Linked DNA regions of Homo sapiens: region 1 is linked to region 2. Evidence: read pairs that join two places in POLR2A ChIA-PET (ENCODE). Cell type or tissue: Panc1. All regions are shown on one strand.

Evidence for each region. ChIA-PET counts read pairs that join two places held together with the same protein. Peaks named below come from ENCODE experiments on the same cell type or tissue, not always from the same donor. Only the 100,000 strongest peaks of a DNase experiment are listed, where the experiment ranks them.
Region 1: POLR2A ChIA-PET joins it to region 2 with 14 read pairs; 2 of 35 experiments call an interaction of 5 or more read pairs at or near these places.

What each region holds. Positions count from the first base shown.
Region 1 is chr17:40,704,036-40,706,535 of GRCh38, reverse strand. No RefSeq gene overlaps it. Among named protein-coding and RNA genes, the nearest start is that of KRT24, 1.5 kb to the right of the region's middle. In Panc1, no CTCF peak of the experiment used is centred here; no DNase peak of the experiment used is centred here; H3K27me3 peaks cover 258 bases.
Region 2 is chr17:40,500,036-40,502,535 of GRCh38, reverse strand. It overlaps TNS4 (tensin 4), which reads left to right and starts at 913. Exons shown (of 13, transcript NM_032865.6): 1 at 913-1,002. RefSeq lists an enhancer at 2,500. In Panc1, no CTCF peak of the experiment used is centred here; no DNase peak of the experiment used is centred here.

The DNA.
Region 1 (2,500 bases), 200 kb before region 2:
GTTTTGTCAACATTCAACAAATACTCTAAACCCAGCAACTTCCCTTAACTACTCTGATGTGATGCTTCTATTTGAAAAACACAAAACAGTATATTTTCTTGAATGAACAGAAGATAGAATACCCAAGTTCTGTTCTCAATTCTGTAAAGATTCATCAGGAGCCATATGCCATGCATTTCAGTATTTGGTTTTCCTACTAGTCTAAAAACCTGCAATATGTTAATCTGAAAAATATTTAAATACTAATAATCTATCCCCCACACACACAAAAAAAAATTGATGGTTACTATCTGCAAATCATTCTGCACTTATTATTAAAATCATATTCTATAAGGAAATATAGCTTTTATATGTTTCTTTACAGGTAGAAATAAACTTCTAATCACAAACTATTCAAAATTTGAACTGGGAGCCCAGACACCTAAGATTCAGTCTGTCTCTCTCTCTCTGTCTTTTTTTTTTTTTTTTTTTTGAGATGGAGTCTCGCACTGTCGCCCAGGCTGGAGTGCAGTGGCACAATCTCTGCTCACTGTAAGCTCCACCCACCGGGTTCAAGCAATTCTCCTGCTTCAGCCTCCGAAGGAGCTGGGATTTAAACGTGCTTTCAGCCAAATGCAAGTCTTTATGAAAATTGAAAGATTACATTTCATAGTTTTAAAAGGGAGAAACACTCTGTGACTGTTCCTCCCATTGCCAGCATTTGCATACCATTTAATCATTAGGGTTTAGTTTTCTTTGGTTTCACAGCTTTAGGGATGGGCGAGGCAGGATGACCAACACATTATGTGTGGTGCATTTTTTAGCTACTTTAGAAGGGCGTTATAAAAATTACTCCCAGCTTAACAATTTAAAATTTTGTACACCATGTACCCCTTGGAGATATGTCACCCTAAATATGAAGAAGAGTAACATCATACTCCTGTGAAAACAGTACAGGTAGATCATAAAAGCCACATAAGAGCTACATAGTAAAGTGAATGATTACCTATTTAATCATGTGTCCCAATAAAATGCAATTTAAGGAAAAATTTAAAGCAGAACATTGTTTAACAAATAATTGAATATAAAGATTAAGGTGTGAACATAGTTTAACAGAGACTGGCAAAAGAAGGAAGAAATTCTTAAATAAACAAAAGTCAGCTACTTAAGTTTAAAGCTAAGGAGGATACAAACTATTTCTGGAAGCACCTGTTTTTTAAGACTTTTTAAAAATTGTGGTAAAATACATATAACATAAACTTATCATCTTCATCATTTATAAGTTTACAGTTCAGTAGTCTTAAGTGTACTGACATTGTTGTGCAACCAATCTCCCAAACTCTTTTCTTTTTTTTTTTTTTAGACGAGTCTCACTCTGTCTCTGAGGCTGGAGTCCAGTGGCACAATCTTGGCTCACTGCAACCTCTGCCTCCCGGGTTCAAGCAATTCTCTGCCTCAGCCTCCCAAGTAGCTAGGATTTCAGGCGCCTGCCACCATGCCTGGCTAATTTTTTGTATTTTTAGTAGAGACGGGATTTCACCATCTTGGCCAGGCTGGTCTCGAACTCCTGACCTCAGGTGATCCACCTGCCTCGGCCTCCCAAAGAGCTGGGATTACAGGTGTGAGCCACCACGCCTGGCCCCAAACTCTTTTCATATTGCAAAATTAAAATTCTATGCCCAGTAAGCAACAACTGTCTATCCCCAACCCTTCGGCCACTGGCAACTACCATTCTACTTTCTGTCTCTGTGAATTTGACTACTCTAGGCACCTCATAGTACTGGAATTATACAGTATCTGTCTTTCAAAAAGACACTATTAAACCGGTGAAGTGACTAGAAGACATGAATGGAAACAGTCTAAAATACAAAGGGACAAAAAGCCATGAAGCACAAAGGGAGCTCAGGAGGGTTCAGAATCTATAAAATAACTCCAATTGTAACACTAGTTATCAGAAGTAGATACAAATCCTCTTTTATCTTTAAAACGAAGGCAGGAGATATCTGCATCATCTCTTCATTTCTTGAAATTTGACTCAAAAAGGAAGTTGCTGTCTTTATATCAGACTAGAATTCAACCAGAAAGAAAATCGTATTAAAACAATCTGCCTAAAAGCTTTTCAATCTTTCTTAGACATTAGCTACTTGAATAAACATGTTGCTGAGATGTAATAATACTTACCTAGAAAACTATTATTTATGTTTTTCTTATGAACTATAAAACATAATTGTTACAAATTATATGCTTTTTTGTATATTATACAAAATACAAAAAAAGAAAGCAATAACTTAAAATCACAAACTTCAACAACCTTAAAAAACACGCTGATTGAAATAATCAAAGAGATGGATGCTTAATCAAATCTGAAATTATTGCTGATGTGAAAGCTAATTTCAACTTTTGAGAACAATATGAACAAAAAAGTTACATGATTGATGGGAAATTTTTATTCTCATCATATTAAGTATTTTAATTACATTTGTTAACCTGGAGATATTCTCTGCAAATGTGAAATCATGAA
Region 2 (2,500 bases):
GGGGCATGGGGCAACCCACCCCTGAGATTAGCCTACTGGGATCACCATGAGTCCCTGGGCTGGAGACTTCGCCAGCTCCCTCACTTCAGACCGCTCCCAGACCAGGCTCTGCCATCAGCACCCTCCCCTCACCATGTCTGAACACCTCCTTACAACATTCTAGGACCCCTGCCCCTCTAGAACAGGGAGAGAGTTGGAACCATGGAGAAGGAGCTACCAGACCAGACTTCTGGGCTTCCTGATCTCACCCTCCAATGTCCTCCCCTCAGGGAACTTCCACCCTGGGGCACAGACCAGACGAGGGACAGAGATAGCCCATGAGTGAAGGAACAGCTATAAGCCCCTTCTCAAAGCCCTCCAGACACTTCAGCCTCCTTTCCTTGAGTTAGAGGCCCCATCCCAAGCTAGAGTCATTACTGTAAAAGGAGAGAAAGAAGAAAAGACAAGCTCGTGCCTAGCCTTACTTCCAGTGGGCCCTTACCCTGTGCCTGTCCCAGTGTGACCCAGCACAAAGGGGGACTGCAGAGGGTCTCCTGCCCACTGGCATCCTGCTTTGTCAAGGCCCTCACTCTCTGCCAGCTCTGCCAACCCATGGCCTCTGCCCCAGCCAGCACCTGAGGAGTGCCCACTGCACACCTTGATTCTAGCTATGCCCTGTCCAAGCAAGGACTCCCTGGCCATGTGGTGCCACGAGAAGCCCAAGCAGGAACTTGGGAGCCCCTCACACACACCCAGACCCAAAACCCACCACCCAGTGCTTCCCTTCCTGCTGCCTGTGCCAGCCCCACCTGAGCTCACTGGATCCAGCAGGGGTGGGGCCTACTGCTGTCAGGGCCACGTGCAGGGCCCGCCCGGAGGGGAGGAGAGAAGGCGGGCAAGCTGCTTTTAAGGCAGGTCTGGAGGTGAACTGGCGCCTCTCCTGACTCTTCACCTGGACTCTGAGTCGTCTTGGTCCCAGGAGCCAGTAGTGAAGGCAACAGTCTGCCCACCTGTGGACACCAGGTAGGTGCCTTTATTCTTTAAGAAGAGAGGAACACGGAGCACCTTTGCTGGCCCTGATTCATTTAAACATTTTTTTTTTTTTTTTTGAGATGGAGTCTTGCTCTGTCACCCAAGCTGGAGTGCAGTGGCGCGATCTCGGCTCACTGCCAACGTCTGCCTCCAGGGTTCAAGCGATTCTCCTGCCTCAGCCTCCCAAGTAACAGGGATTACAGATGTTTGCCACCATGCCCGGCTAATTTTCTTATGTTTAGTAGAGACGCGGTTTCACCATGTTGGCCAGGCTGGTCTCAAACTCCTGACCTCAGGTGATCCTCCCACCTTAGCCTCCCAAAGTGCTGGAATTACAGGCGTGAGCCCAGCCTCATTTAACCTTTTGTCTTCAGCTTCTCCATTTCTCAGGGCTCAGAGTGAAGGTGGGGAGAAATGGGGTGGAGGATGTGGATGAGACAGAGATGGTCTCAGGATCACAGACCGCGGAGTTCAGCAGTTCAAGGGAACTAAACCTGTGCCCCTCGGCAAATAGATGAGAGAGCTGAGGGCCACAGAGAAGAGGCTTGCCTGAGGTCATGGAAAGGGACTGGACACAGAACCCAGGCCTCTCGCCTCCCAGCGCTCTGGGAGCCCTCTGGGCACTTCAGAGGTAGACAGGACTGGGAGATGGGGCGGCTGGCCTTCACTGGTCCTATGGGTCCCTGCCTGAGGTCCACGTCCTGCGTCACCGGGTCTGGGTGGGAGGGATGGGAAGATCGGGAGCCAGTTTTCAAAAATAGGGGGTGCAGTGGAGATTGGGCTAATGAGGCAAAGTGCTTTGGGGGAGACTCAGGCTTTACCCTTGCCCCACCCTCTCCCTTCACTGACCTGGGCTCATTGGGAGAGAGTAAGTCAGGAGAAGAGGTTGGCAATGACACGGAAGAGGGGATTTGCCAAGGCACCAGGACTCCCCAGAGTCCTTGGGAACAAAGAAAGAGATCTGAGTCAGAATCAGAAGTGGGAGCGGGTAGGGGGCACCTACAAATAGAGCAGAGGTGGCTGGAGCCCTCCTTGCCCCCGCCCCGTGCCTCCCAACCACACAGAGCCCCGGGCCCAGGGACTCTCCCCACCACTTACAGCAAGAAAGAGCAAGTTAGAGGAGTGTGCGGGGCCGCGAAGGGGGCAGCATTCAGGAATACAGGAGTAAGATGGAGCCCTGCCTTGGTACATCCAAGGGCGACGCAGAGCCTTAAAAGTGAGGGGAGGCTGAAGAGGAGCGTAGGGGCTGCCTGCCCTTTGCTCAGCTCCAGGTCTGTCCCTCTTGGTTCCAGAATCCCAGAAGGGGCAGCGGTGGACAGGGTTCTTAAATATGTGAAGCAGCAGCAGAGGCTAAAAGTGTGGGACCGTGGAGCAAGACCACCTGGGTTTAAACCCCAATTCACAGTTGGGGTTGTATGACCTTGGGCAAATTCCTCAACCTCTCCAGCCCTGCAGCAATAGCACCCTCCTCAGAGAGCTGTTGAGAAAA